2 separate regions of the Homo sapiens genome follow, and region 2 is linked to region 1. The links are chromatin loops, found by intact Hi-C in ENCODE. Cell type or tissue: Calu3. All regions are shown on one strand. Links, peaks and the distances in the headings refer to the core of each region. The heading gives the core; the rest is flanking DNA. Region 1 overlaps LOC107984782 (a long non-coding RNA gene). Region 2 overlaps RORA (RAR related orphan receptor A).

Region 1 (10,213 bases), core at 3,597-6,096:
AAGCCTCTCAACGTGAGAGCTTTCAATGTTTGAGATGATGTGGGGTAGGGGTAGAAGGTTCCTCATGAACCCAGCCAGGCTGACAAGAGGCTTAGGTAAGGTCAGTTTCAGCTTCTACACTATTCTGTGGACCTGCACATTCTTTGTTTTTTGTCTTTTTGGTTTTTTTTGAGACGGAGTCTTGCTCTGTCGCCCAGGCTGGAGTGCAGTGGCACAATCTCGGCTCACTGCCACCACCACCTTCCAGGTTCAAGCGATTCTCCCACCTCAGCCTCCCAAGTAGCTGGGATTATAGGTGCTTGCCACCACGCCCAGCTAATTTTCGTGTTTTTAGTAGAGACGGGGTTTTGCCATGTTGGCCAGGCTGGTCTCAAACTCCTGACCTCAGGTGGTCCGCCTGCCTCGGCCTCCCAAAGTGCTGGGATTACAGGCATGAGCCACCGCGCCTGGCCGACCTGCACATTCTTTGTGTCCTAGGACTTATCATATTTTAGGAATCTATGTGACTCAATTATTGGAAAGAAATTGTGTGATCATAATCTCATGAGGTTTTATTTTTTAGGATTTGCTTTCTTTTTGAAAAGACATACGTTTTAGAAAATCACATATTTATCAACTTCTAAGTGAATTTGCTGACCCATGATAATGTTAGGCCAGTAGTCTTTATACAAAATCTCAAATACTTTCTCATGCCTGACACAAACCTAGCAATGCGCCAGGATTTGGGACTGAAGAAAACCAAAACGACCTGCCTCGTTGTTGAGTTGTGCTTTTAATTTTTGTGAAGTGACTTTCCTCATCACTTCACAAAGCCTAACTTATTCCTCAGGATGACAATCAGGACATGACAGAACCAAGAAGGAAGGAAGCTAAGGACTCATGCCAATGTGTGTCACTGAATAAGCTTGCGCCTCATGTCTGCAGAGCATGGGTCTCCCCAGACCACCTTCTCCTCCATTTGGACAGATCTTGACATTCTGTATTCAGCCCTCATCTCAAATTTACCATGTACAAAGAAACATCTGGAGAATTTGTAAAACATAGACTCCTGGGCTACAGAGATTCTGATTCAGTAGGTTTAGCACAAGGCCCAAGAATTTGCACATTTAACATGCCCCCTCGAACCTTCCTTAAGAATTGCTCAACTCTGCAAGGAGCAAGCTCATTCTCACCACTGTCTGTTTGTCTTTACTTTCCCCCCACTGATACACCTTCATCATTCCTCTTCACCCATCTCAATTCTATCCATTCTTGAAAATCTTGTACCAACTCTGCCTCTGCCATAAGCCTTCCGCAGCTACTCTGATCTCTCTCTCTCCCTTTCTGTCTCTCCACCTTAAAAAGAAATTAAACCTTTTGGATCATTCTCAATCACATGATCTCAGACTCAGCCATTCTCTGGTTTGTGGAAGGGGAGGGAGTGTGATATTGGACGGATGATTGATTTGCCCAGATCTTGAGGAATGGGCACGTATCTGTTTCCCATCTCCAGTCGAAGTCAAGCTGACACCAGATGCCACTGGGGGTTTCAGTTATTCCCCATCATAGCCACAGCTTGCCCAAACTGCAGGAAACTGGGCAGGAACGGCCCCCCGCATCCTAGACCTTAGACCCACAAAGTCTGCTTGGTTGAAAAAGCGCTCCCCTTCCTGTCCCAACGTGTAGAGTTCTAAAAGTCAGAGTGGGCTGTGAGAAGCCCTACTTAACCTGTACAGGCCGCTCGTCTCGGCACCGTTTCCCGAGCCCTTGGTTATTTTTACTCTCTCTGAGCTTCTTCCCATTCTTCAGGTGCTGGACGAGGTGGTGTTCATTTGGCTTTGCTTCTGACACAAGATAAACGAGCTTGGGGCCTTCGGCGATTCACTCTGGCTGCCAGGGGGTTCCAAAATAGCAAACTATTTTTCATAACAGCAACGTGATATGAAGGGAGATGCAGCAGGTGCACTCCGCTTTCCCCTCGCCGTCTGGGGCATGTGGTGGAGGGAGAGGATTCATTAAGTTTGCACTTGTGTCCAGGAAAAAGAAGGGACCTGCTCTCGCAGTGGCCATTCCCCTTTGGCTGGGTCAAGGTCTCACTTCCTGAAGGCGAATCTCGTCCTTGGGCAAGGTGGAAGTGCAGTAAAACAGCAGTCCGGGCGCCCCCATAGAGTTCAATGCCTTTTTCTTTTTCCTCATAGAAAGATAAGGTTAGAAATGTGACTATCTGCTGAGTATTTTTTTTCTAACACTACCTTGTATGTTAAACAAAAGAGCAAGATTTCTTAAAAGTTTCAAATATTTGACACTATAGTTCATTAAATGTAGGGTCATTTCAGAAAGTTCAAAGAGGAAACTTCTCTTTTATTTTCTCTTTTTCCAAAGATGTAGAAGTGAAAGATCAAACTGTCGTTGCCTCTTTGAGTTCCTCCCTCATTCTCTTGGCTCATTAGAAAAAAAAAACTTTTCATGGCACTATTCACTATTAAAAGGTTGTCCCCAGCCCTGCATCTTCTAGTCCCCCCATCCTCCATCATGAATTATGTACATGTTTTTAGAATGAAAATTATAACAAAGCAAGGTGGATTTTAATTTATATTTACATGTATTGTGAGTTTCCTTTTGATGTTTCTCCCCTATCAACTTACTAGATCTTCTTGGCCAGAGATGAATTAAAAGTGAAATTAAAGTATATGTGATGATGATGATGATGATGATGATGTTCATGATATGGGCTTCTCGAAGTTGGGGTGAGGCTTAGGAGACAAATATTTTGTAAAAATGTTCAGAGTCAAGGTCAGAGTGAGAGAGCAAGTATTATGTAAAAGCTACATGTTAGTGAGTTGTAATTCAGTGCATAAGACACCGGAATCTGTCTTATCATACATCTTAATTTAAACATTTCTTTTCCCAGGGGACCACAGAGTACATAGTGCATGAATAAATAAATGCCATGACTTATTTTGGAGTCCCCAGTCATAATATAATTATATGCATTGCAAATTTTCATATGCTACTTTTAGTTTCTAGGGTTTCTTAAAACAATTATTAAACTGCATTGCAGGAAGAGATCTACCTCGATTCAGCTATGAAAATGGAATCGGAGAAGCTAGTCACATTAGACAGCAGAATCCTTCCACTGTGAGCTTGATCACATCAGAGAAATGGTGATTACAGTTTACATGGAGTTATACTAATTACTGGCCTGGCTCAACGAGCCTAGAAAAACCAGATATAGACAGAGTTGTGACTCTCTCTTATTGTCTTGTCTTGCTGGGTTTTAGAGACCATTCCTCTTCTCAAATCATTGGTAGCTCCTAATCCCACCAGAGGAAAATAATACATTTTTTCCTCCTTAAGAACAGCTTTTTCTTTCTGTGGGTCACCAAGATCCATTTGCTAAATAACTCTTGAAGTCTAAAAAATTGTCTCTGAGTAGTCAGAAGAGGTGAATTCAACCTTGCGAAGTTATCTAAAATCATCATCCTCCTTAAGCCTTTTCTCTTTATGCAGTGTATAAGTCCTACCCACATGGGGTAATTTGTCGTCTTCTGCTCTCTCTCTAGCTTTGATTTCCACATTTCATTCAATTTCTCTTTATTAAGAAAATATAAGAGAGATGCAGGATAGTGGAGCAGTTAAATGCACTGGCTTGCAACCACACAGACCTGGGTTTGAGTCCTATATTTTCTACTGCCTACGTATTTACCAGCTGTGTGACCCTTGGTAAGTTACTTAACCTCTCTGTGCTGCAGCTTTCGCATGTAAAAAGGTGATAGTAATAATTCTTATCTTAGTGGGTTGTTGTGAGGACTGCAGGAGATACTGCATATAAAGAGTCCAGCAGAGTGCCCATGTGATTCTAATAAATATTATCAATTATCATATCAAAAGCATCTCACTACAGTACATCTACTCAGCTTGTAATTCTCAGTCCAATCAAATTAAGAAATCTGGAAAACAATCGATCTTTGCACTAACATGATTTGGGTGCTGAATTATTCTCTTTCATTTTCTCATGTTAAGGAAAATCCATAATTTTCTGAACAGACGTACCCTTCTCTCCCATATCCTCCAGTCTCATGTACACTAAATTTGCTGCGTTTGTGGTGGCTGTACTCTCTTAAGACCAGATGAAAAGGAATTGAGCAGCAAAGCAGGGTTTGTGGTTGTTTTTTGTTTGTTTGTTTTGTTTTTTGCCTATCCAAATACAGTGACTTATTTTCTCTCTCTAAGTATTTTGGGTCCTAGGTGAAGGCTCAAGCTCTGGGCACATGAGGTCCCCAGGAGACTGGTGATGATCAATCATCATTGACATTCTTTCCACTTAAACCAGGAGCTCAGAACTTTAAACACATTGTAAAGAGTCTACATTGGTCCAATTAGGCTTCAGCTCTAAAGTAACCTGATAGTGCTGTATGGGAGAGATAACTGTGGCTAATAGGCCTGAGTGTGCAAGATAGGGGCCAGCCTCCTAAGGCAAAGTGTGGGAGAGGCAGACTCATGAATGAAGGTCGTGGACAAGGATGGCACTCCAGCGACTGTGGCCAGCAGGTGGGGCCACAGCCCATCTCCACCAGCCAGGTGCATCTCCCTGGATGCTTTCTGGCTGCTTTCTTTGATTTTCATTTTTATTTTAGAACTTGATTTCTCCTCCCTCCTTTTTTTATTGTTGCTACGAAATTTATTTTATGTTGCCATGAAGATTTTTTTCCTTTTCTTTCTTCATTCCCGTTCAATTCACTCCACACATATTTGAGTGTCTACTATGCACCAGGCACTGATTCAGGTACTGCCACTATAGGATTGACTAAGACTCATGGGGTCTCTGTGTTTTGGGTGCTGACATTTAGAGATGTAAGACAGTGCTTCCCAAACATCAGTGTGTGTTAAAACCACCTGGGGTCTGTGAAAATGCAGATTCCAATTCAGGAAGTCTGAGGAGGAGCTACAGACCATCGCTCTTAGGTCTAAGAAATAAGCTCCTCAGTAATGCAGGTGCTGCTGGCCCAAGCCCCATCCTTCACATAACAAGAACGTGAGGAAATGCTGTTCCCTTTCCTCCTCTAAATGACTGGCTGAGTGTCCTCATTTGTGTTAGCAGAGTTTAACAACATCACAGACTTGATCTTTCCTATGAGACCATCAGCTTTGTTCTGTGACCCTGACCTAGGCCACCTTTCACCCAAACATCTGAGGGGTACAGGGGAAATGAGTGGGAGGATATAGATAAATGACTGGCTGCCCCGCCCCCCAGCTTTCCGTCCTGGCCAAATCCTGTGTCATACTGTGAGTGGGACCACTGAGGACTCATTGTATGCACAGGACAGCTCCTGACTCCTAGATAGATGGTAATAGTACTTTAAACACACAGAATGATATAGCTCCTCTCTGGTAACTGGGGTGCCATTTACTAATTTGCTGCTCTTACATGACTAATTTAACTCTAGTTGCTACTCAGTCATCAGGGAGTCACTTATTCACAAAGCAGAATCAGGCTAAATAAATATTAGGAAGCTGGGAAAAGAGGCAGATGAAAGTAGAGAGTGAGAGTTAGCTTTTAATGCAGGCTAGAAACTTGCTGGGGTTTAAGGCAGATCCTCATTTAGTGCATAAATGCAGATTCTTCGTCTGTTTTTAAGTCCCGCTGACCCTAAATGAATAGAATCCTGTAGCAGACAGCAGCGACCTTCTCTTCTAATAAGAATCACATTCCAACAGAATGTACGTTTCCAATTACTATGCAAAAACAATGGCAGAATTACTTAAAAATGTACAGCCCCCTAAGGGCTCTGTATGCTGTAGTCCATGTGAATCTATCATTTGCATGCAACTATTGTGGGGAACAACCGAATCCTCCATCACAGGCTATTTAATCAAGTGAGAAGCCCCTAAATTTCTTTGCAAAGATTCACAAATTCTGGAGCTAAATATGCAATTGGTAATGTATTCTGGCTGTCTGCACGCAGGCTTCCTTGTTTCATTCTGAATGGCATGGTGTTTGCGTTGACATTTAGATGATGGGTCATCTTGGATTTCTCCTGTTCACAGCTGGAACCTTAGTGGCATCTCCCATTAGTAATCACTGTGCTTTTTTCCCCCTAGTGACTGACCGTTTACAAACTAAGAAGAGGAAAAATTGTATATTTGGGTACTGACTATAGAAAGAAAATAAACTAACAGCACAGTTGGAAAGGTGCCTAGGGTTACTTTCTGTGGATAACTGAAGATCCAGTGGAAGTAAAGGACTCAGATCATGTGTTTCCCCCACCCTTACCCACCAGCTTCAGTGGCCAACTTGTTATTGGAGAGTTAAGTGAAAATAGTCTGTAAGGACAGACTCCAGGATTAACCACAGCCACTAATGCAATAAGATTTGGGGCAGGTGGAAAGATTTGTCCCTACAAGTATCTACTTTTCTGACCTATAATGTATGTGGAATTCTCCCTTGATTTTACCTATTTGTGCCTTTGAAGTCACCTGTTGAGATTCAAGAGTGTTTTTTGGGTAGGGCTCCCATCAGAAAGCCCTGGAAGTCACAAATGCTTTGGCATCACTTATTTATCAGCTTCAGCATTCTGAAGCAAGGCCCCGAGGGACCAGTGGGCCTAAAGGGTGGGGGAAGCAGGCCAGAGGCAATGCTTTAACACATGGAAGCCCCAAGCAATGAAAATACAGTGGTCCCTGCCCTCAGTATGCAATGCAAAATAAAGAGCATCCTATACTAGACAATAAGTGTAAGCAAAAAAAGAGTTTTGTGGGGGTTTTGGGAGGTAAGAAGAAAACACGAAATCTACTGTCATATAATTTTAAATGTAGAGTGTATTATTGCTAACTATAAGGACAATGTTGTAATGTTGCAGAGCAGATCCCTAGAACTTTTGCTTCTTGCATAACTGAAACTCTATACCCATTGAACAGCAATTCCCCATTTCCTCCTCCCCTATCACCAGGCCACCACCATTCTACTTTCTGTTGCTGTGAGTTTGATACCTGTAAATGAAATCAGACGGTATTTGTCCTTCTGTGACTGGTTTATTTCACTTAGCATAATGTCCTCAAGGTTCATCCACGTTGTAGCATATGACAAAATCTCCTTTTTTATGGCTGAATAATATTCTGTGGTATGTATATACCACATTTTCTTTACCTATTCATTCTTCCGTGGGCATTTGGTTGTTTCCACCTCTTGGTTATTGTGAATAATGCTGCAATCCATGGGAGTACAAATATCTCTTTGAGATCCTGATTGCATATGGTAGTAGTTCTATTTTTATTTTTTTTTTAGGACACTTCAGCTGTTTTCCATAGCAGCTGCACCATTTTGCATTCCCACCAACAATACATAAGCATTCCAATTTCTCTACATCCTTGCCAACACTTATTTTCTGTTTTGTTTTTTGTTTTTTGATTGTGGCCATCATAACAGGTGTGAGGTGAGATCTCATTGTGCTTTTCATTTGCATTTCCCTGATAATTAATGATACTGAACAGCTTTCCACATACCTGTTGGCCATTTGTATGTCTTCTTTGGAGAAATGTCCATTCAAGTCCTTTGCCCATTTTTTAATCAAGATGTCTGCTTCTTGTTTGCTTTGCTTTTGGGTTGTAGGAGTTTCTTACATATTTTGGATATTAACCCCTTATCAGATATATGGTTTTAAAATATCTTCCATTCTATAGATTGTCTCATTGTTCTGTTGATTGTTCCCTTTGCTGTGCAGCAAGAAGCTTTTAATTTGCTGTAGTACCATTGTTCTATTTTTGCTTTTGTTGCCTGTACTTTTGATGTCACATCCAAGAAATGTTTTCTTCTAGGAGCTTTATTGTTTCAGGTCTTATGTTCAAGTTCTTCATCAATTTTGGTCTGATTTCTGAGAATGGTATAAAGTAAGGGTCCAATTTTATTCTTCTGTTGATGGATATCCAGTTTTAGCCACACCATTTGTTTAACAGACTGTTTTTTCTGCATTGTATATTCTTGGCACTGTTGTGAAGGTCAGTTGATTGTATATACGTGGCTTTACTTCTGGGCTCTCTATTCTGTTCCATTGTGCTGTATGTCTGTCTTATTGCCAGTACCATACTGTTTTGATTACTCTAGCTTTGTAATATGTTTTGAAATCAGGAGTTATGAGACCTCCAGGTTTGTTGTTCTTTTTGAAGATTGTTTTGGCTATTCCAGGTCCTTTGTGGATATCAATATAAATTTTAGGATTTTTTTTTCTATTTCTGTTAAAAATGCTATTGGATTTTGATAGAAATTGCGTTTGATCTGTAGATTACTTTGGGTAGTATGACCATTTTAACAGTACTAAGTTTTCTAATATATGAGCACAAGATGTCTTTCCATTTGTTTGTGCCTTTTAATATTTCTTTTAGCAAGGTTTCATAATTTTCAGCATATAAGAATTTCATCTTATTGGTTGAGTTTATTTCCTAAGTATTTTATTCTTTTTGATTCTTTTGTAAATGGGATTGTTTTCTTAACTTTCTTTGTGGATTGCTCACTGTTAGTGTTTAGAAAAGTAACTGATTTTTGTGTATTTTGTATCCTGACTTTGGTATGCTTATTGAGTTTGTTGATTAGTCCTATCAGATTTTTGTGTGTGGAATCTTTAGGGTTTTTTACATATGAGATCGTGTCATCTTCTAAAACAGATCATTTTACTTCTTCCTTTCCAATTTAGATGCCTTTTTGTTGTTGTTTTTGTACCTAATTGCTCTGGATAGGAACCTCCAGTACTATGTTGAATTGAAGTGGCAAAAGTAGGCATCCTTACATTCTTTCTGATCTTAGAGCAGAGGCTTTCAGGTTTTTACCAGTGAATATGATGTTAGCTGTGAACGTTTCATATACAGCCTTTATTATATTGAGGTAATTTCCTTCTATTCCTAGTTTGTTGACTGTTTTTGTGTCATGAAAGGGTGTTAAATTTTGTCAAATGCTTTTTCTCCTCTGTTGATGTGATGTAATTTTTATTCTTTCTTCTGTTAATGTGGTGTATAATATGCATTGATTTCTATATATATGTTAAACCATCTTGGCATCCCAGAAATAAATCCCACTTGGTTGTGCTATATGATTCTTTTAATGTGTTGTTGAATTTGGTTTGCTAGTATTTTGTTGAGGATTTTTGCAAATATGTTTATCAGGGATATTAGCCTGCAATTTTCTTTTCTTATAGAGTCTTTTTCTATCTTTTAATATGAAGTTAATACTGGCTTCATAAAATGAATTTGGAAACGTTCTTTTCTCTCCACATTTTTGGAAGAGTTTGAAAAGGATTGGCATTAATTCTTCTTTAAATGTTTGATAGAATTCATCACCAAAGCTATCAGGTCCTGACCTTTTCATTGGATGTTTCCAATTACTGATTCAATTTCCTTACTCATTATTGGTTTGCTCAGATTTTATATTTCTTCACAATTCAGTCTGGGTAGGTTGTATGTTTCTAGGAATTGATAAATTTCTTTCAGGTTATCCAATTTTTTCATGTATAATTGTTGATAGTAATTTCTTATAATTCTTTTAATTTCTGTGGTATCAGTTGTAATATCTCCTCTTTCATTTCTGATTTTGAGTGTTATTTATTTTCTTCTTAGTTAATATAGCCAAAGATTTTTATTTCCTTGATCTCTTAAAAAACAAGTCTTAGTTTTGTTGCTTTTCCTATTCTATGTTTTATTTCTGCTGTAATCTTAATTATTTCTTTCCTTATCTTAATTTAGGGATTAGTTTGTTCTTTTTTTTCTATGTCCTTGAGGTGTACAGTTAGTTTGTTTATTGGAGATCTTTCTTCCTTTTAAGTGTAGGTGTTCACCATAGACTGAATATTTATGGCTCCTTCAAATTCACACATTGATGCCTAATCCCCAATGTGATTGTATTTGAAGGTGGGAACTTTGGGAGATAATTAGGTCATGAAGGTGGAACTCACGTGGATGGGATTAGTGCCCTTATAAAAAAGGACCCAAAGAGTGGAAGGACCCAGAGATCTTTCCACTATGTGGGGTTACAGCAAAAAGACAGCTGTCTATGAACCAGGAGGCAGCCGACTCTCACTAGAATCTGCCTCTGACTTGATTTTGGACAGTCCAACCTTCAAAACTGTGGGTAATAAGTTTCTGTTATTTATAAGCCACCCAGTTAATGGCATTTTATTGTAGCAGCCCAAACAGATGAAGAAAGTGTTTATTGCTGTAAACTTTCCTCTTAACACTACTTTTGCTGTAT
Region 2 (10,213 bases), core at 2,654-5,153, 450 kb after region 1:
TACAGACCTACTGAACTCTGGGGGTGGGGCCAACAGTCTGGCTTAGCAGGCTCTCCAGGTCATTGTGACACATGCCAGGGCTGAGAACCATTGCCCCAGAAGCACTTAGGCCTCTCATTGGGCTCTCCTGTTCCTAGCAAGATCACAAGGATGGCATAGCCCACCCACCGTGTGCCCCTGGATGGGTGTAGGGCTGTGGAGGACACCGGAGAAGCAAGAACTTGATTTCTGCCCTGAAAGCCAAGTGTGCCAGCTGCCCGTGGGGCAGGTCTGGTGTAGTTTTGATGATCAGAGTGAGTATGAGCCAGCATGTCGCCAAGTCCTGGAGCCTGGAAAGAGGGCGGGCTTAAATCAGACAATAGCAAATTCAAATCCTGCCTTTGCTAGTGACCAGCTGAACAATCTGACCAAATTGTGTAACCTAAGTCTTACTGTCGTCACCTGTAAAGTAAGGCGGTAACATCTACCAGAAACGACTATTGTGAGGAATGGAAAGTATGGTATCTAGAGGGTGCCCAGTAAACATTTGTTTTTAAAACGAAGAGTGAGGATATGAAACTGTAAAAGGATGTGTCTGTGCACTATCCAGCCCCAATTACGCTTCCATTTGCTTTCATTCAAGGTTGATCCAAATGGCTCTGCTTTACCTAACTAAGCATTAACAACCACTTCTCTTTTGACTGCTAGTGCTGGTATTGGTATATTGATATAATCATGGCTGTATATTTGGAGCACTTACAATGTGCCAGGATTGTGCTGAAAAATACACATATATGCTCTTTTTATATTTTCATAATGGTTTTATGAGAGAAGTATGGCAGGCAAAATAGCGAAGTCCATACCCCAATCCCTAGAGCCTGGCAATCTGTTACCTTGCATGGAAAGCGACCTTGCACATGCGATTCAGTTAGGACCTTGAGTTGGGAGATGATCCTGGATTAACTAGGCGAGCTCAGTGTAATTACAGGTCCTTATAAGAGGCGGGCAGGAGAGTCAGAGTGAAAGAAGGAGATTTAATGACAAAAGCACAGGACACACAAACAGGAAGAGAAAGATTTGAAGACGCTACACTGCTGGCTTTGAAAGTGGAAGAAAGGGCAAAGAGAATGCAGGTGGCCTGCAGAAAGTAGAAAACGCAAGAAAACAGATTTCTCCCTACAGCTTTCAGAAGAAATACAAGCCTGCCAACTCCTTGATTTGAAGACTTCTGACTTTCAGAACAGTTAGTAGATTTGTGTTGATTTAAGCCACTGCATTTATGGTAATTGATCACTGCAGCCACAGGAAACCAATACAGGAAGTCTTATGACTCAACCCACTTGACAAATGAGGAAACTGGGGATCAGCAAGGCACAGCAGCTCACCTTGGGTCACACAGCTAGGAGGCAGTGCAGAAGTAAACACACCCACATCCAATTCTAGTACACACGCTTAGAACTATTATGATGGACACGGTGCCTCTGGGAGTAGGTGTCCTGCAGAGTGAGGACTGCCTTCTGGGGGTTCTTTTCAATTTTACCATCCTGATAGGGTCAACAGAAAGGTCCACCCTGGGATGCTGCCCAAGGAACATCATACTTCCTGATGAAATCCAATGAATTTTTCTTCCCAGGTGCCCTGTACCAGGAATGTGAGCTGTTTCTTTTTTTTCTGAGGCCGTTTGTAAGGAAGACAGTTGCTGGGGGGTTTGAAGGAAAAACAGGAAGTGGCTTCAGCATCCAATGCAAATCAATCAACTGCTGGAAGAAGGGCCAAGAAAAGAAAGCTTTTTTTTTTTTTTTTTCATGAAAATGGAAAAACGAAACCAAGCCACAGACAACAATAAAGAAACATCAAGGCTAGAAAGGCTGGAGAAGGCCTCAGCATGGACTAGCTCCCTGCTGAAGCCGTGGTGTTTACGTCCCGTGTGAGGAGGAGGCAGAGAGGGGGTACCACTCTTCCTCTCACTTAACAAGGTTATCCTCTGCTGCCACAGAAGAGGAACCTGCAGAAGAGGAGGCAGAGCTGGCCACCAAGAGAGAAGCTGTAGGCAGAGGATACCAGGCAGAGAGGTATCATCGGGACCCCAAAGAGCCAAGCTCCAGATTGAAAGTATTTTTTAGCATCAACGTCAAGCCAGGGCCTTAAAAGACGCCAGACTTTTTTTTTTTTTTTCCAAGCTGTGTACAGGGCTGTAAGAGTGCAAGGCCCAGAATGGCAAGGGTTAAGGCGAAGGGAGGCTGGATTCCCCATTCAGTTCCACAGATGCCTGGCGTCTGCAGGGGACTTGGCATATGCTAGGGGATCCCTGGGGCCAGTCAGAGGAGTCAGGCCAGCCCTGCCTTCAGGAGTGTTCTTATGCTCTGGCAGGGGGAATACAGCAAGTTCCCAAGCTCCTTTAAGGTGAGATCCAGCAGGATGGAGGCACAGGAAGGTACAAAGAGTGGTGTGGCTTGGAGGGAGAAAGAAATCACATCAACTGAGTGGATAGAAATGAGTAATAATTGAGAGGTCACTCCAAGGCAGGTTCCAAGCTAGAAATGATCAGATGAGTGATCTCATTTAGGCTGTCAGAGACTTTGGGAGGTAAGCATTACACCCATGCAGCTTGGGCTCAGAGAGGTTAAACAACTTGCCCAAACACAGCTAGCACCTGCTAGAACTAGGACTGAATCTCGGTGTTTTGATTTCAAGCCCAGCATACTGTCCACCAGACTGAGCAGACTCCTGGTGAGGGGAACCATAAAACGCTTCATGTATCATTTAATGACAAGGAAAGATGTTCAAGAGAAATAGCTAAGTAGATAAGGCAGGTTATGTGATCTAGCGCTCATTAAGACACACGTTTTTATTTATCCTAAAAATATCAAGATTAATATATAATACAAGGGCCAGGCACAGTGGCTCACACCTGTAATCCCAGCACTTTGGGAGGCCGAGGTGGGCAGATAACTTGAGCTCAGGAGTTCGGGAACAGCCTGGCTAACATGGCGAAACCCTGTCTCTACTAATTACAAAATTACTATTTTGTAATTTTGTAAAAATACAAAAATTAGTTGGGCATGGTGGTGCATACCTGTAGTCTCACCTAGTAGGGAGGGTGAGGCAAGAGAATCGCTTGAACCCAGAAGGTGGAGGTTGCAGTGAGCCAAGATCACGCCACGGCACTCCAGCCTGGACAACAGAGCAAGACTCCGTCTCAAAATACATACACACACACACACACACACGCACGCACGCACGCGCGTGTATATATGTGTATATATGTAATGATTTACATATATATGTATATGTATGTATATATGTGTATATATGTATGTTTTTAATATATATTATATATATACATTACAAGTTTTCTACAGGAAACAACACTCAGCATATTCCTAAATACTAGTAGAACTCTGGGCTTTTACAACTGTTTGGTGGAGTTTTGTCTGAGCAAGTTTCCAGATGTTTTATAGGTGCCTGAAAAGGTAGGTGAACATCAGGGGATATCCCCAAGAGCAAATATACAGAAGCAAGAAATGTTAGAACCATCTTTGCATCTGTGTGAATGTGCAGGAAACATGCATTGAAGTGTGGCTGTAATACAGGGACTGTGTAGGAGAGTGGTGGGTGGGGTGGGACCACCTTGGAGGGTCCTGAATGCCACATTAAAAGATTTCGGTTCTACAGATTATGAAGGACCTAACCCAGAGGTGGTGGTTGAGATGCTGTATTAAAAGTAACACCTTAAATGTGGCAGGGGATTAAGTGAGATCTAAATTTGAAAGGTTGGTTTTCAACATAAGTGTGGGGAAAGCTCCCTGATGCCAACCTTGCTGGTCCTGAATTGTGGCACACTGTCACCACCTGGTGGTCACATAGCCAAATTGTAGGGCTAATGGATTTAGCCAGAGTCCTGGTTGTAGAGAAATTTCTTCATAAAAAAAAAAAAAAAAAAAAAAAAAAAAAAAAAAAAAAAATCCTGGTCAAATTATTTGCATCCTTTAAAGAGTTCTAAAGGCTTATAAATATCTGGATAAGGATCTCAATGTTTATTATTAACCTGAGTGTCTGTAATAATGTGGACACATTCTTTAAGTAACTCAAAATTGTTCAAACCTAGCAGACAAAGAACATTGTCATTTTCTGGACTATATGAATATCAGGATCCATCTGGAAGTTGAAAAGACTCAATAGCTTTGAGATTTGTAATGAAGGAAAAAAAAATCTTTTAAAGTAATTCCTAGCAGGTTGACATTTAAGAGACTTAACTGCTGAGTACCGAGTGAAGAGTGATTTTTACAGAAGCTCTCGTTTCAGCTGATTCCAGGGCCTGATTAGATGTCATTACAAGAAGAACTGGATTTTGAACAGAGAAGCATTAGGGGTGCAGCCGATTCTGTGATTTTGTGTATGTGTGTCACTGCAGTTTGAGACATCTGGCAACTACAACTTCTTTGTCATTGTCTACTGTAATTCCAGAGAGGGCAGGTCTTAAGAAGGGGTGAGCATAGCTGGGCTCAGATAATTGTTGGTGAGTAGGTTGTGGGGATGAGGATGGGGAAAAGTAATCTAATTATGGAGATGTACATGAGAATGGAGTCTTTATTACCATGCTGGCCACTGGCAAGCATTGTAGCTGTGGATAACATGTGGATAACATGTAAAGGGTATGTTCTGCTTCACAAGTAGTGCTCTGTGTGGTGGGATGAGCACTGTGCTAGGAGTCCTGAGGTCCAGATCCTAGCTCTGGCTCTCCCTCTAACAGAGGGAGACTCCCTCTGTGACTTTTGGAAAGATGACCTCTCTGAGGCCACATATTCTTTAGCTGTAAAACTTGGTTTTATATTTCCCCTTCCTATAATATCATGCTGCTGTGAGATTCAAACAAAAAGCACTGGGTAAATATAAGGTGATATAACGGTTGTCAATGGATGTGCAATTACGTTTGAAAAGTCCAAATGTTGTGTAAGATTAACTACTCCTCTCCTGCCTCATCCCTTTTCTTCTGTTCTTCTGCCTGCTCCTGTTCTGTGTCTGTTCATGTTTTTATTCCTATTGCTGTCCCTGGGCCCTCCTCTCTAAACAGATTCACAAGGCTGACGTGGGGAAATTATTCTGGTATTCCAAGAGACATGTTCATCTGTGTCTTTCTGGTGCTTGGGCATGTTGTAGGTATTTAGTAGAAACTGGTCAGTTTAATAGATCGTGAATACTGTCAGTGTCTTTCTTGCATCTTCATCGAGGTCCTCAGTAACCTCTTAAGGAAAGAGTTCTTGAAATGTTTCAGTCTTTTAAAAAAAAAAGTGAAAGATGGCATCAGTCTTTACGTTTGCTACATTTCTCTTCCACATACTGGAATATCCTTTCATTGGGCTGATGCCCCCCACTCAGAAGAGTTTGAAAATCTTGCACCTGATGGCAGCCCTGCATGCATTAAGAGTAAAGGTTTCAGAGTCCCACATCGAGCTCAGGTCAGACTTCTGCCACTTAGGTCTATGTGGCCTTGGACAAGTTACTTCATCATCCTGGGCTTCACATTTTGTATCTGTAAGCTGAAAATCTATAAACCACAGATAGTAGTTGTGGGGATTAAATGAGGTCTCTGCAAGTGTCTGGAGTAAGGGGTAGATATTATTAATGTTTGTAAGGCAGGCCTCTGTGTTTGAGATTTCCACATGCCCTGTGCAACTAAGAATGGGTTGAAGATTTTCAGCTTTCATGTTTAAAGTGGGATGTTGTTTGCCCCTCTTTCATTTCTGTGAACCCCTCCTTTCCCTAGTCATGTTCCTGTGTTTCCACTCTCAAGTGATCCACAGAACCCTCAGGTTCCCCATCCTTGGGGATTGGTGGGACCCCAGCTCTCCAACTCTCTTCTAATCAAGCCTTTGATCTATTTTACATATTGGCATTTAGAATGGAATTTCTTTAGGGTAAAAGTTCTACAGAAAAAAGACAAAGAGTTTTGAAACCCACCAACCACTGGCCGTGGTCTAGGATAAAGACACTGGATCAAAAGAGGGAATTAGATAAAGGACTTGACTTTGGTGAGGCTTAGCAGCTCTAAAATCACAGAAATGCTCTGGAAATAAAGAGGGGAGCTGGATACACACAGCCACTTTTGAACTGTTGAGAAGATGGGGCTATGATTCCTGCAAGAAGTAATCCGAATGGATGACAGTTGGAGTTGCAGCCACAATAAATATTTCTAGCCCAAATCTCGTGGAAAACTGGCTTATGCCCCCAGATGCCTGGTGTGGTGTTGACGTGGGGAAGATACTCCCTGTGTTGAGGCAGCAGGAAGGTGAAAAGAATGAAACAAGTGTTTTTTCACACACAGATTCTGTATTTCACAATTACGCAGTTTATTCTTTGGGGTTTGCTAGGGGAACCTACAGAGAGAAGCAGGATGCCTTCTTCTCAGTAGGAGCTTTGGAGGGTGTGATGGAGCCACAGGAGAGGGGTAGGTGGTGCAGGGTGAAGGGTGCTTTGGGTAAAGCTGCCGATCTGTCTTTGAAAAGGTTCTCTGCTGTGCTGTCAACAGCATGATATTCTTTAGTATTGATGGGCACTTGCAATTTTGTGGTGCTTCTTGGAAAGTGCTCTCTAATTACCTGGAACATTTATATTTTTTCTGTTATCCCTCCATACCTCTCTTAATTTTTCAAAAATCAGTCTTTCAGCTTCCAGATCTCTTTAGCCCTTAACAGTAGCCTTCTATATAATCTGCAGATCTGGTACAGAACATAGTGTTAATTTAGACCTTACTGATGCAGAATTTGTGATAACTGTGTCAGAGGTTGAGAAAAAAAAAGATGTAACTAGCATTGCTCAGGAGGAAAGGGCTTTGCTGGAGCAAGTTCATCCAGAGCTCATATGATCTACCCAACAGGAACAAAGGGCTTGTAGGTATTTAAGAGCATACAACTGCTGTCCTAATTGCAAACCGTTCTAGCCTTTTCATACAAGCAGGACCTGTATACGGCAATGGTTGCATTGCTTAGGTTTGTGTTACTATTCTTGATAAAAAAGCAATGACACCTGATTGTTCAGGAAAAACAAGCTTTTTACTTTTTAAAGATTCCACAGATCCTTCACTCCCAATCTTTCTAATAAGCCTGGAGTAGAGTGGTCTTACCACATATGAAAATTTTCAGCCTGCCAGCCGCTGCTGGTAATTTATGGGTTTGGACACTACAGAGAGACAGCAAATGTGGAAAATATCTCTAAAGTGCTGATGAAACCTTATACTCAAAGTCAGAAAAAGTACCCATTAATACGTAGTTAAGACTACAGGCTCCACATGTTTTTTTTTTTTTGATACAGGCCACTGAGACACCTGGGCTCACCTATTGGCTGTACCATTGATGCACAGACACCTACACTCTCTTGAGAGATGAAACCTCCAGTTGTAAGATCTTGTGTGTGCTTTGGGGTTTTTTGGTTGCATAGGTGTTTAAACTATCTAACAGTTTATTGAGCCCAGACTCAGTGATCTGACTAATTTGGATTAAATCCCTCTATATCACTTGCTGTGTTACCTTGGGTAAGTGGTTTCATCTAAGCCAAGCTTAGGTTTCTCTATGTGGATCATGCAGGCAACAATCTTTTTGGAGAAATAAATGGCATGTTAAGAGCTCAGTGTGGTCCTTTGTGTGTAAAAGGCTCTCAGTGAATGGTGTGTGATTGTGTGCGAGCTGTGTGATGGTTTTGAGATGAGAAGATGACACCAGATTTCCTGTGACAAACTCTGTGGAATTTGTCATTGCCCCTGAGCAGATCAGCAGCTGTGACTCCTCTCTGACCAGCTACCACTGCTTCGATGTCACCTGTGTGCCCTGCTTGGCACGTATCTGGTCTCAATTTCGTGTCTTCCCTCATCGGCTCCCCTTCTTTAGTAGGAAGTACGAATCTTGAATTGTTTTTATCTGACAATTAGACTCAGGTCTATGTGTTGGCTGCTGGTGGTGTTTTCTTGCTTTGTCTAATTTGTCAGATTCCAGAACCTTATACATGTCCTGCCCTCTAGAGGAGGCCTTTACCTGGCAGAATTTATGTCTTCTGGAAAACTGACTTGCCTCTGAATAGATATTGCTAGGTGCCCCGTCTCATCATGACGCTGATCGCTAGTGTTCTATTTGCCCTGACCAACTGGTGTCTCCTGGAACACGGATCCTCTTAGGCTCTGCTCTGGGACCCAGACCCCTTGTCCATTTAATTTCTATGTGGCCTTCCATGATTTGGCATATTGATACTAAAGTAACTGATGGATGCAAATGTATCCACACACAGATAAACAGAGAAATAGATAGTTAACTGGAAAACAGCAAGTAGAATGTTTAAAAACCCCACTAAAATAGATGGAAGGAAATCATGATGTGTTACTAAGTTAAGTGTGTTTCTCTTGCCACTTGGAGCCATTGGCATTGATTGATTCATTCATTGACTTATCACCCAACATAAATCAGGTCCTTGCACCTTATGAATCGTTCTGCTGAGTGCGGTGAGTGACGCATAGGTGGCAAGACCTGCTCTGACCCTATTAAATGTAGCATACAACAATTCTGTGTTCTGCCAAATTCCCCAGTAATAGTGGCCTTGTTTCCAGTTTTATGTTGAAGACTTGTAAGAAGCTGGAAACTGGTCACAGACAGCCCATTTATTGAGCTGGCCAAAGTAGTTATTAGGTAAGTGAAGGAGGATTGGATTGTGTGTTGGGAAACTTCATTTATGGTCTCGGCTCTTTTGCTAACTGTGGGTCCATAGATATTTAATAAAACACTTAACCTTTTCCTACCTTGGTTTCTTTAGCCGTAGTAAGAGGCAGCTGGTTTGGGTTGAGCCAGATCTAGAATTCTATTAATTTATAAAAATTATTTTTAAATGTCAGGGCTAAAAGAGAGGGCCATGGACGGCTGTCACCTTTCCCCCTTATGTTACTCACAGTTGGTAGAGTCCCTCACCAAGACCACTGTTAGCACCAGAAATGCCCCTACTGGCAGCATCTCCTCCATGAACAGGAGCCCTTGTGGGTGCTTTCGTGTGTGGCCTTTTGTCAAGGCTAAAGTCTATTAAAATACGGACTAAGATATTTCTTCTTTTGCTTTTTAAAATGTTTTAGTTCATTTGAAACCATGACCACTGTAATGACCCAGGACCGAGGACCAGATCATGTGGTTACCAGACACATCTTTCTGTGGGAATAGTGATGATCCAAGACACTTTTATATGGATGCCTACAGCAGGGGAAAGTTACACATTACACTGCAAAGAACATTCGTTACAGATCATAACAGCTATATCATTTCTTTACTGTGAAATATTTTTAAGGCCATTTTTCGTTTTTTTCTGACTGTAGGCAAAAGTAGATGCTTATTTTGGAATAGAAAACAATAACAATAAAATATTCACTTTTAGGACCACTTTTAACGTGTGTATATATCTACATTTCTATTTTTGGATATTTGCATTCTGCCTTTTGCATCAAATATCTTATGCATTTGCCACGTGATTAAAAATGGCTCAAAAACGTGATTTTCAGTGGCTGCATATACAGTTCATAGTGATTATACCATAATTTATTGAACTATTGCCACAGTATATCATTGTATTTTTATTTGGACCCCATGAGTTTCTGTTTTTAAGTGGCCTTCACGGGGGGAAGATAAATATGTCTTTAGACTAATAGATTTGCACTTCATATTGGCTATGAGAAGAAATTGCCTGTAATTAGCATCTTCAAATTATCTACAATCTAAGTTGCTTGCTGTTTAAAGATTCAAATACTAGATAAGAACTTTTTTTTTGAGATTCTATTTTTGTAGTTATGTGCACCCAAGCCCAGTAGTGGAGATAAGAACAGTCAAAACAATAAAACATTAAGAAAAGATGGGAAGAGGAGAAAACTGACATTTATGGAGCACATGCTATGTGAATGCGCATACATTATTTCATTACGTTCTCCCAGCCAGTCTGTGAGATAGATGTTACTTATTCTTGTTCTGCAGAAGACAAAACTGAGCTCAGAGAGGTTCAGCACTTGCCCAGGTAGCTGGAAAATGGCAGAGCCAGCATTTGAACCCAGGTCTCTCAAATCCAAAACGCAAATTCTTCCGATTTTATATCATACTGCCTAAATAAAATCAAACCCTGGATCAAGGTGACTGCTGCTGCTCTTCTGCCCTATATTACTGTAAAGCTCTCAAAAAAATTCAGAAAGATAGTCCACAAGAGCAGTGTTCCCACTGCT

What was found. Peaks named below come from ENCODE experiments on the same cell type or tissue, not always from the same donor. Only the 100,000 strongest peaks of a DNase experiment are listed, where the experiment ranks them.
Region 2: a loop joins it to region 1, with 21 times the contacts of the local background. A loop is called at or near these places in 8 of 110 quality-filtered maps.

Annotation. Positions count from the first base shown.
Region 1 is chr15:61,615,578-61,625,790 of GRCh38, reverse strand. All of the region lies in intron 2 of LOC107984782 (a long non-coding RNA gene), which reads left to right. Among named protein-coding and RNA genes, the nearest start is that of LINC02349, 110 kb to the left of the region's middle. In Calu3, for the core only: a CTCF peak has its summit at 4,548 (motif pointing right); a DNase peak (open chromatin) is centred at 4,510.
Region 2 is chr15:61,161,214-61,171,426 of GRCh38, reverse strand. All of the region lies in intron 1 of RORA (RAR related orphan receptor A), which reads left to right. Among named protein-coding and RNA genes, the nearest start is that of RORA, 63 kb to the left of the region's middle. In Calu3, for the core only: a CTCF peak has its summit at 3,826 (motif pointing left); a DNase peak (open chromatin) is centred at 3,806.